2 separate regions of the Homo sapiens genome follow, and region 2 is linked to region 1. The links are chromatin contacts, found by Hi-C or POLR2A ChIA-PET in ENCODE. All regions are on one chromosome and are shown on one strand. Each heading gives the region's core, a stretch centred on a gene start or an enhancer-like site at or near the end of the contact. The rest is flanking DNA. Distances are from core to core; before and after follow the strand shown.

Evidence for each region. A loop is a pair of places that touch in the nucleus more often than their neighbours do. ChIA-PET counts read pairs that join two places held with the same protein, here RNA polymerase II (POLR2A). Pooled maps may share reads with other maps.
Region 2: a loop to region 1 is called in a map of GM12878, with 5 times the contacts of the local background. The contact joins two enhancer-like sites. A Hi-C loop is called at or near these places in 8 of 168 maps with a recorded cell type or tissue (Caco-2, GM12878, HepG2 and 4 more), 24 of 37 single-sample maps with no recorded cell type and 10 of 50 pooled maps. POLR2A ChIA-PET finds 5 or more read pairs at or near these places in 4 of 52 experiments (GM10248, GM12878, HepG2 and 1 more).

What each region holds. Positions count from the first base shown.
Region 1 is chr15:67,935,165-67,940,926 of GRCh38, forward strand. No RefSeq gene overlaps it. Among named protein-coding and RNA genes, the nearest start is that of RNU6-1, 98 kb to the left of the region's middle. RefSeq lists an enhancer at 2,128-2,297. Within about 2 kb of position 3,112, at least 2 of the 41 ENCODE cell types and tissues checked have a DNase peak (open chromatin) inside an H3K27ac peak, as active enhancers do; they include GM12878, where a contact is called at or near this core.
Region 2 is chr15:67,860,926-67,866,463 of GRCh38, forward strand. No RefSeq gene overlaps it. Among named protein-coding and RNA genes, the nearest start is that of RNU6-1, 24 kb to the left of the region's middle. RefSeq lists an enhancer at 1,792-1,881. Within about 2 kb of position 2,631, at least 13 of the 41 ENCODE cell types and tissues checked have a DNase peak (open chromatin) inside an H3K27ac peak, as active enhancers do; they include GM12878, where a contact is called at or near this core.

The DNA of each region.
Region 1 (5,762 bases), core at 1,862-4,361:
GGGCAACAGAGTGAGACTCTATCTCAAAAAAAAAAAAAAAAAAAAGAAAAAGTAAAAGTCTCAGACAAGTGGGCCTGCTAGAGTGTTTGCAGCACATAAAGCCAGAAAACCCATCAGCCAACTCTGTTCTGTGGGAGGCCCTGGAGAACACTCTATTTACTGAAGCAATAAGGAATGAGTCTGTGGGAGCTAGAGGTGGCACCAGCTTCACTGACAGTAGGAGGTGCTATTACAGAACTGGGCTCCCTGATGCCCATAGGTATGATAGAATCCCAAAATAACAGAGTTCAGGTGGTGGTGCTTGACCTTTAAACCAAGGTGACTGCAATTGCAATGAACAGCAAAATTGGATCCTGACCCACAGAGCACTATGGAGATGGCTAATAGAACACAGTGTTCCTAGAAGCAAGATAGATGGGTGGCCAACAGTGCATTGCTTAATTTAGACAGTCAAAAGAAATCAAGGATGGATGATCAGGGGGTTGAAAGCAGCCACCCCCAGTAATACATCATGATTTCTTATCCTGTTTCTGACCTGAGCCGTTGACTAAAGGAGAGGTTAGGTCTCTGTGAGGAAGGATCTGTAACATCATGGCAAATGTGTTCAGTAGTAATGCCCCAGTCCTTTCCTAAAACAATCTATGGCCATTTACTGTGTATCACCATGAGAAAGGGGGAATTCTGAGGGCTTTGAAGGACTATTAGCCATGGGGTCTAACTCAACACTGATATCTGGTGACCCAAAGTGCTTTTATATCCCTCCCTCCCATCAGAATGAGGGAGTATGGGTTCCAGGTGACAACGAAGCCGTGATCCTGCTCTAATTCACAGTGAGTCCAGTTGGGTGCGTCCACCAACCCACTGTGGTCCTATCCCTGATTCCTGAACGCTTCGGAATGGACATACATGGTAGTTGGTAGAACCCTAGCATTGATTCCTTGAGTCTCTAAAAGTGCCGACTCTCCTTTGCCATGATAGTAAATCAAATACAAGATTGTTTTTTATTCCAGGAGGAATGGCAGGAATTAGTTCCACCTTCAAAGATTAAGGAAATACAGGGATGGTGGTTTTTGTTGTATCCCCATTTAATTCACCAATCTGGTCCCTACAAAAATTGCATAATCATGGCGACTGAGAGTACACTCCCACAAACTTAACCAAGTAGTATCCCTACTTGTGGTTGTTGTGCTACACACGGCATCTTCCTGGAGCGGATGAATACACCCTCCAGATGCGGTACATGACCAATCATCTCCTTATTGCCTTCTTTTCTATCCCTATCAGAAAGGAGGATCAGAAGTAGCTCACATTCACACGGAGCAGACAATTAGATATATTTACATGTTGCCTCAGGGCCATGTTAATTTTGCTGCCTTTATCATAATGTCCAAAAGGACCTGGCCCATCTGGATTTTCCATGGAATATCTAATTAGTGCAGCATATCAATAACATCATGTTAATGAGACCAAATGAGCAAGAAATGACAAGTATATTAAAGACTGTGGCATGACACATTCACTCCAGAAGGTGGGAAATAACTCCTACCCAAATTTAGGGCCCAGACACATCACTGAAATGCATAAAGGTCTAGTGGTCTGGGCATAAAGGTAAAGGAGTGCTGGAGCTCTGAGGTAAAGAATGTAAAGAACAGGGCAACCCCCTCGGGTCCCCTTCCACGCTGTGGAAGCTTTGTTCTTTCACTCTCCACAATAAATCTTGCTGTTGCAAAACAAACAAACAAACAAAATGTAAAGAACAAATGGTGAGCCATCACATTTGTACATCAGTACAAGGATGGCATGAAATTTTCCTCCACAGCTGCAGCTGATACCACAGGGAGGCTGAGGGGATGTGATACAGGGCACTTGAAGTGTCTACTCTACCCCATTTTACAGATGAGAAACTAAGTCTCTGAGAGGTTAAATTGCTCAAAAACACAGTGCTGGCAAGTGGTCGATCTAAGGTTAAAATCCGGATCTGTCTGACTTGAAAGCCCATGTTCTTTAATACCTATATTGTACAGATAAGGAGGCTGGGAACAGAGAGATTAAGTGGCCTCTTGTTGCATCTTGGACTTTCTGGGAGGTAGATTCTGAGACAGATTGTCATGCAGGAAGTGTATTGGGAAGTGTTCCCAGGATCAACACCCTGAGGGGGAGTGGAGAAGGCAGGACTGGGCAGAGGGAGAGGCTGGGCTGTGATGCTATCACTATACCTCTGGAGTGCTCTGCAGAGGTGTCCCCTGTTGGCAGCAGGGGGCGGAGCCTTGATATTCCTGCACAGAGGCAGTCCTTGGGCTGCCCCAGGAAGAGGACATCACCTTGAGAGAGAAGCTCCTCTTCAGCCAAGGGCAGTTCCCCTGGGAGACTCTGCCTACCACTGTCAGCCTTTGATACTTCCGGCTGCTGGGGGGAATGACTGCTTCAGGCCTGGTAGAGGGGATCTGGGGTGATGTACCCCAGCATCCACTATCCCTCTTTAGGGTCCTTCAGCTAGTGGGCAACACAAAAGTAGGTCCTCTGACTCTAAAACTAACATAGTCCTGCTTTTCCAGCTCCATAATAGGTCCACTATCTCCGAGTGAACAACCAAGACTATGGGATCATTGATTGGAAAAGAACTGTAATCCACTCAAACTTGATCAAATTAGGAGAGAGTGTTGGTAATAGGAATCTTAGCTGAGGAGAGGGAAAAGATTTCATTCATTCAAAAATATGTATTGAGTGATTACCATACACCAAGCTCCATTCTCAGTGTTGGGGAGACAACAAGAATAATCAAAGCTCCTGCTCATGCAGAACCCTTTCTAATGGAGAAGGTGTCGGGGAAGGCCCAGTCCTCCTGGAGACCAGGAACAACCTGCCTCCTTAAGAGATGGAGGAGCCAAATCTGTGTCTCATCTTTTCGTAAATGTCTGTAGGAGAATAATACTGAGTTAATTTCTCATCTGTTTATCTGCCATATACAAGTAAATGCATAGGGAAAGGTTGGTAACAGTTGTTACCTCTGGGGTGGGAGTAAAATGGATGGAACACGGGAGTAAAGGAGAGCTTGACTTTTCTCTCTCTCTTTGCTGCCCCTCCTTTCTTTTCGCTAGTTCCTCATTTTGCTAGTGTACCCAGGTTCTAACTACTGCGTATAAAGGCAGTGTCAGAGACGGCCCCTGCTTTCTTCCCAGCTCTAGTTTCAGGCCTGAAACGGCAGCTGGAATTTCCCTGCCCTGTCTCCTCTTTTCTTCCTCTCTAGAGACTCCTCTTGCTGTCAGCTGAGAAGGGGGAAGCAGTCACCTGGAGATTCTGTAAAATAGGCCACACATTTGGGAGATTTGGGAAAATAGAAGAGAGTCATTTTGCAGGCTTTAGTCCTTTATATATTTCTGCATTACTTGAATGTTTCATAGCAAGTGTGATTTGTGCATTATACATTTAGCTGTTGCTGTTGTGGAGGTTTTTAGTTTTTTGGGGTTTTTTTTTTTTTTGAGACAGAGTCTCACTCTGTCACCCAGGCTGGAGTGTAGTGGCATGATCTCGGCTCACTGCAACCGCTGCCCCCTGGGTTCAAGCGATTTGCCTGCCTCAGCCTCCTGAGTAGTGGGAGGGATTACAGTGTGCACCACCACGGCTGGGTAACTTTTGTATTTTTAGTAGAGGGGTTTCACCATGTTGGCCAGGCTGGTCTCAAACTCCTGACCTCAGGTGATCCACGCGCCTCAGCCTCCCAAAGTGCTGGGATTACAGGCATGAGCCACCATGCCCAGCCAGTTGTAGAGGTTTTGTCTGTTTGCTTCTGCGTTTTGACGTTGCAGATGGAAGACTCTGGCTGACAAACCAGGCCTGGCTCGAGACTTTCTTTTTTTTTATTTATGTATTTTTTAATTATACTTTAAGTTCTAGGGTACATGTGCACAACGTGCAGGTTTGTTACATATGTATACATGTGCCATGTTGGTGTGCTGCACCCATTAACTCGTCATTTACATTAGGTATATCTCCTTACGCTATCCCTCCCCTTTCCCCCCACCCCACGACAGGCCCCGGGGTGTGATGTTCCCTACCCCGTATCCAAGTGTTCTCATTGTTCAATTCCCACCTATGAGTGAGAACATGGAGTGTTTGGTTTTCTGTCCTTGTGATAGTTTGCTGAGAATGATGGTTTCCAGCTTCATCCATGTCCCTACAAAGGACATGAACTCATCCTTTTTTATGGCTGTATAGTATTCCATGGTGTATATGTGTTACTTTTTCTTAATCCAGTCTATCATTGCTGGACATTTGGGTTGGTTCCAAGTCTTTGCTATTGTGAATAGTGCCGCAATAAACATACGTGTACATGTGTCTTTATAACAGCATGATTTATAATCCTTTGGGTATGTACCCAGTAATGGGATGGCTGGGTCAAATGGTATTTCTAGTTCTAGATCCTTGAGGAATCGCCACACTGTCTTCCACAATGGTTGAACTAGTTTACAGTCCCACCAACAGTGTAAAAGTGTTCCTATTTCTCCACATCCTCTCCAGCACCTGTTGTTTCCTGACTTTAATGATCACCATTCTAACTGGTATGAGACAGTATCTCATTGTGGTTTTGATTTGCATTTCTCTGATGGCCAATGATGATGAACATTTTTTCATGTGTCTGTTGGCTGTATAAATGTCTTCTTTTGAGAAGTGTCTGTTCATATCCTTCGCCCACTTTTTGATGGGGTTGTTTGATTTTTTTTCTTGTAAATTTGTTGAAGTTCTTTGTAGATTCTGGATATTAGCCCTTTGTCAGATGGGTAGATTGTAAAAATCTTCTCCCATTCTGTAGGTTGCCTGTTCACTGTGATGGTAGTTTCTTTTGCTGTACAGAAGCCCTTTAGTTTAATTAGATCCCATTTGTCAGTTTTGGCTTTCGGGACTTTCTATGGTAAAGACCTCTAGGCCTAGCACCTGCTTGTGGCGAAATTGTGAAAGTGGTCAGGCTACCTCTGGGAACCTTTTGTGGCCATACCCCCTCCTGTTCTCCTGAATGGTTCTAATTCTGATTGTGGGTTATCCCGCAGAGGTGAGGACTAAGCTCTGATTTTTTGATCTTGCCCAAATTCTTATCTAAGGGGTCTGGGGAATCATGCCCTACAAACCATACATTCTTATCAGATGAGTTTTATTTAACCCTGTATATCATGACTTACTTTCCAATCTGACTCTCATATAACAAGAAAGAAAATCAAAATATTTAACCCTAAATATGTTTCCTAGCCATTTCTTGAAATTGCCCTGCAAAGTCTCTTGTGGGAAAAATCCACATTCTATAAAGAATCTCTTTTCCCCTTTGTTTTCCTTCCTTCCTTTCCAGATCCAGGAGATAATCAGCTAGAACCAGACACCCTTTTAGGTCTGATAAGAAACATTTTACAACTTGCTCTCTCTGAAGTCTGCTATCTGAGAGCTTCCTCTATACAATAAAACTTGGTTTCCGCAATCCTTTATTTTAACCTGAACATTTCCTTTCTATTGATCCCAGATCTTCAGATAAACTCAACCAGTTGTCAACCAGAAAATGTTTATATTTACCTATAGCCTGGAAGCCCCCACCTTGACTTGTCCCTCCTTTCTGAACCAAACCAATGTATTTCTTAAATGTATTTGATTGATGTTTCATATCTCCCTAAAATATATAAAACCAAGCTCTACCCTGACCACCTTGGGCACATGTTCTCAGGACCTCTTGAGGGTTGTGTGACGGGCCATGGTCACACATATTTGGCTCAGAATAAATC
Region 2 (5,538 bases), core at 1,381-3,880, 75 kb before region 1:
GTGGCGCAATCTCAGCTTACTGCAACCTCTGCCTCCTGAGTTCAAGTGATTCTCCTGCCTCAGCCTCCTGAATAGCTGGAATGACAGGCACACACCACCACACCTAGCTAATTTTTGTATTTTTAGTAGAGACAGGGTTTTGCCATGTTGGCCAGGCTGGTCTGGAACTACTGACCTCAGGTGATCCACCCGCCTCGGCCTCCCAAAGTGCTAGGATTACAGGCGTGGGCCACAATGCCTGGCCAATATATTACTCTTCTTTCAACTTTTTTAAGAACATTAAAGCCATTCTTAGCTCTCAGACCAAGCAGAAACCAGTGGTGAGGGACCAGATTTAGCTTTGCAGCCTGTAGTCTGCCTGCTGTTGGCCTAGGGCATGAACACGTATGCTGAGAAAGAAGATGGTTGACAAGGAGGCTGGACAACTGGGTCCATGGGCCAGGCCAGGGACACTTCTGGGGCTGCTATGCAGGCTTGTCACTCTAGCTGCTTCTTCTCTAGCCATTCAGATCACCCTCTTCAGTCTACACCCTCCTGAAGAAGAAGCTCAGGACCCATGAGTGGGCTTAAGTGCTTGGAAATGATGACATGTCTAGTCTTGCCTTCCAAAATTTAGCCTTGGACTGCCTTGATGCAGCCGCTCCTGACGCTTCTAGGGGCAGCTGTCCTGCCCCTATCCCCTGTGAAAAGCAGATTATGAAAGCCCACTCATCCCACCCCACACAACCCAGGACCCAGAGGCCAGGGAGAGAATAGGCTGGCTGCAGCCGCTGACTCATGCCCTGGCATGAAGGCATGAACTTGTTCGAGAGGGATCTTAAAAGATACAGTAGGAAGCTGCAGTTACAAGTGGGCTCTGTGGCTGGGTGTGGTAGCTCACACCTGTAATCTCAGCACTTTGGGAGGCCGAGGCAGGTGGATCACTTGAGGTCAGGAGTTCAAGACCAGCCTGGCCAATATGGTGAAAACCTATCTTTACTAAAAATACAAAAACCAGCAAGGTGTGGAGGCATGTGCCTGTAGTCCCAGCTACTCGGGAGACTGAGGCAGGAGAATTGCTTGAACCCGGGAGGTGGAGGTTGCAGTGAGCCGAGATTGTGCCACTGCACTCCAGCCTGGGGAACAGAGTGAGACTCTATCTCAAAAAAAAAAAAAAAAAAAAGTGAACTCTGTGACTGGAAGGTTGAGTAGATTCAGGGACCAGGGTAGTTGTAGGAGGCCAGATGTCAGTTGAAGTTGGGGGAATGGAGATTGGTGGAAGAGATAACAGTGGGTATCCTGGAGACAGAGATTGACCGACTGACTGGCTGAAAGAGAGACAGACACAGCAGGTGAATCCCAGACCTGCCTTGTTTCTGGCCCTTCCTGAGGCTTGACTAGGGGGTCTTCACTGTAACTTCATAGCCCCCTTCCCCTATACCTGGGGTAATCTGGGTAATCCCAATGCTTCTCCAATACGTTCTATCAAACCAGAAGCTGTGGAGCAGGTAATTTCTTTCTATTTATTTATTTTTGGATTGGTATAAATTTATGGGATACAAGTATAATTTTGTTACATGCACAGAATTCGTAGTGGTGATGTCAGGCTTTCAGGGTATCCATCACCCAAATAACATACATTGTACCCATTAAGTGAATTCTCATCATCCATCCCCACATCCCCTTCTCTGCGTCCACTATCATTCATACTCACACCCATATGTATACATTATTTAGTTCCCACTTATGAGTGAGAACATGAGTATTTGTCTTTCTGTGTCTGACTTTTTTCACCTAACAACCTCCAGTTCCATCCATGCTGCTGCAGAAGACACAATTTCATTCATTTTTGTGTCTGAACACGATTCCATTGGGTATACAGATCATATTTTATTTATCCAATCATCTGTTGATGGAGACGTAGGTTGATTCCATGTCTTGGAGGACGTCATTTCCGCTGTTGGCGGAACTCATCCTGAGCTTCTGATCTTACTCTCCAAGGGAACTCTGCACTTCATGTTGGGGACTTTTTGCTGTCTTGGTGTCTGCAGGTTGGAATCTTGCTTCAGCCACAAAATTTCAGTTGGGTGGTCTGGGTCTCACTTCCCTCACCTCTTAAATGGCTGTCCTGCATCATGCACCATTTACTATGACAATGTTGACCTTTATCTGAGCCCTGTGCCTCCAGAAGGCAGCGACGATAAAGTTCTCCAACCTCTTTAAGTTCCAAGGAAAGAGCTAAGCCACAAAGGACCACCTTAAGCTCGCATCCCAAGGAAATACGGATCTCCATCCTTTCTTACTATTCCCTAAGATTCGCTGATGACTCCATTGTTTACCTGCCTCTCTAAAACCCCAGTCCCCTTTGAGATGCTCCTCATTAATGAACGTTCTCCCTATTGCAATGGCCTGAATGAAATCTTAACTGTCTGGGGCTTTTGGCGTTCACAATGACCATAATTGTGCTATTGTAAGCGTCAATCGGGGGCGCAGCCGGAGTCCCAGGTCCCAGTCCTGGCTTCCCCATGTCAGGCTTCCCCTTCGGGCCGGTTTCAGGTCTCAATTGGGAGCTCCCTAAGGGCCCCTGGCTTAGAATATGTGTGAGTGGCAACCCAGTCCCTCAACCCCTGCGCGGGGAGCCGGGGCAGAGCGAACTGCTGTAACTTTCGCACGCCGCCACCAGAGGGCGGCGGCTCCGCGGAGGAGGGCCCCAGCCTCTGCGCCGGCTCGCGCCCGCAGTGCCTTTAAAACGTGCGTTGGAAGTAGACGCCACGCAGCCTGCTTTCCAGAGTCCCGGCGTTTCCCCTCTTCCACCGCTGCACTCCAGGGGCCTCCCTTACGCGTCCGCACGCGGCGAGTCCTTCCACTATGCAGGGCGCGCCGCAGGACTCTTGAGTGGGCGGGAAGGCTGGAAAGCCAGCCTGGAGCTTCTGGTCTCTAGTGCTGTGCAGGGCACAAGGTCCCTGCCCCTCCCGCGGCCGCTGGCCTCTCTTCTCCTTAAGCCAGGTCGAAGGATTCCTGAGGCAGCGGGAAATGGGGAGGAGGGACAGGAGTCCCAAGACCACTGTCTTGGGTGCGGGATTTAACCAGTCACACCCGTCAGCCCCTTGGAACGTCACAGTGTTCCCTTAAAGTGGGCAAGACAAGAACTGTTGCCCCGTCTGAAAGTGGGCAAACGGGCTCCCAAAGAAAAAAGTTGATTAGGAGAGCTAGTAAATGGCAGAATTAGGACAGGAACTCAGTTCTCCTAGGCCCAGACTTGGAGCTCTTGGGGTGGGGCAGCACAGAGATGGCTGTCTGCCTGGCGTAAGTAAACTGGTCCCTTCAGCAGAAACGGGCGCTGCACATCCTCTTCCCGCAGGACGGCGACCCCTGGACATCAAAATGCAGCCACTTTTGGACTCAAATTGTAGAGTTCTTTTTTGTTGTTGTTGTTATTTATGTATGTATTTATTTATTGACACGGAGTCTCGCTCTGTCACCCAGGCTGGAGTGCAGTGGCGCGATCTTGTGTCACTGCAACCTCCACCTCCCGGGTTCAAGCAATTCTCTTGCCTCAGCCTCCCGAGTAGCTGGGACTACAGGCGCCCGCCACCACGCCTGGCTAACTTTTGTATTTTTAGTCGAGACGGGGTTTCACCATGTTGATCAGGCTGGTCTCGGACTCCTGACCTCGTGATCCACCCGCTTCGGCCTCCCAAAGTGCTGGGATTACAGGCGTGAGCCACCGCACCCGGCCCAAATTGTAGAGTTCTATGTACAGCCACGTTTCCATGATCTTTTTTTGTTGTTTTTGTTTTGTTTTTGTTTGAGACACAGTCTCACTCTGTTGCTCAGGCTGGAGTGCAGTGATGCGATCTTGGCTCACCGCAACGTCCGCCTCCCAGGTTCAAGTGATTCTCTTGCCTCAGCCTCCTGAGTAGCTGGGATTACAGGCGCACACCACCACGCCTGGCTAATTTTTGTATTTTTAGTAGAGAGGAGGTTTCACCATGTTGGCCAGGCTGCTCTCGAACTCCCAGCCTCAAGCGATCCACCACCTCGGCCTTCCAAAGTGCTGGGATTACAGGTGTGAGCCACTGCGCCCGGCGTGTTTGCTTTTTAAAGTGCATATGTCTACATACACATTTTAGAGGCAAATAGAAATACAAAAGCCAAACTGTCCACAGTGGCTGTCTGTGGCAGTTGGAGTAGCAGTAATGGAAATTGCATTTTCTCTGTATTGTCCAAAATATTCACTACTAGCATATATAAATCAGAAAGAGGAGCAATGATTCAGGACTTCTGTTTGACAAAATGATAATAATAATAATTCCTCTTTAAATAATTGGAAAATACAGGCTGGATGCAGTGGCTCATGCCTGTAATCCTAGCACTTTCGGAGGCCGAGGTGGGAGGATCCCTTGAGCCCGGGAGTTTGAAACCAGCCTGGGCAACATGTCAAAACTCCATCTCTACAAAATAAAAAATAAAAATAAATAAAAATGGGAAAATAAAGAGAATGAAGAAAATAAAATTCATCAGTACCCCCTGCCAAATATTGGTATTTTTCTTTCTGGTTGGTTTCTTTCTCTACAAAATGTGAATAACGGTATTAACTGTACAGGAATGTTGTGAGGATTGAGTGAGAGAACGTATATAATAGTTAACATTCCAGAAGTGTTAGCTATTTTTATATGTAACAAAATCAGCACCAGACTGTATCTACTGTTTCTGTGCTGCCGTCTTCACAGCCAACATTGCTTCATGAACAGTTTCCCATTCAATTATGCTTTTTAAAATTGTATTTTTAGTGATAGTACAGTATTTTATTACATTTAAGTACAATTTATTTAAGTTATCCCCTATTGTTAAGCCTTTAGATTGTTTCCAATTTTTGCTGTTAAAATAACAGAGAGATTAACATCTTTAAACATCTACCTTTGTCAGCATTTCTGATTATTTCCTTAGATGAATTTTTTAGAGGTAGGATTACTGGGACAAAGGGTGCAAATATTTTTCAGGCTTTTGACTCAGGTTACCAAATTGCTTCCCAGAAAGATCTTGCCAATTTACATTCCCACCTGCAGTGCGTGAGAATGTCTGCCCCACAGCACACAAAGGAGGGATTTTATTTTGGGATGGGTGAGATTTGAGTCTGTTGCTGAACCGAGGAAAATGAGCCCCCCAAGCCCCATAGCGAGGTAGAGTTTAAACTTCGGGACAGAGAGGGGATGTCAAAACAGGCAAAGTCCATGGGAGAAAGGGAGGGGATTTGGAGCAGGTTTACAGAGATTGTCTTGGATTTAAGAAGGGACACCTTGTGTTTGGAGACTGATGGAAAGAGGTATGATTGGGTGTAGACAGAATCATTGTAAGGAGGTAGGTGGATTCAAGAGGCTAGTCCCTAGTGGCTACCTTTTCTCAGTCAAGTAGGAGGTTGGGTCATCTATCCAAAGGTAATAGGTGAGCCTGAGAAGGGGACTTGAGGAGAGAGGTGCGACCCTTTAACTTGAGGACAATAAAAGAGTTGACTGTCCAGTTGAGGGTGATGACTTTGAGTTTGTCATGGCACCATTC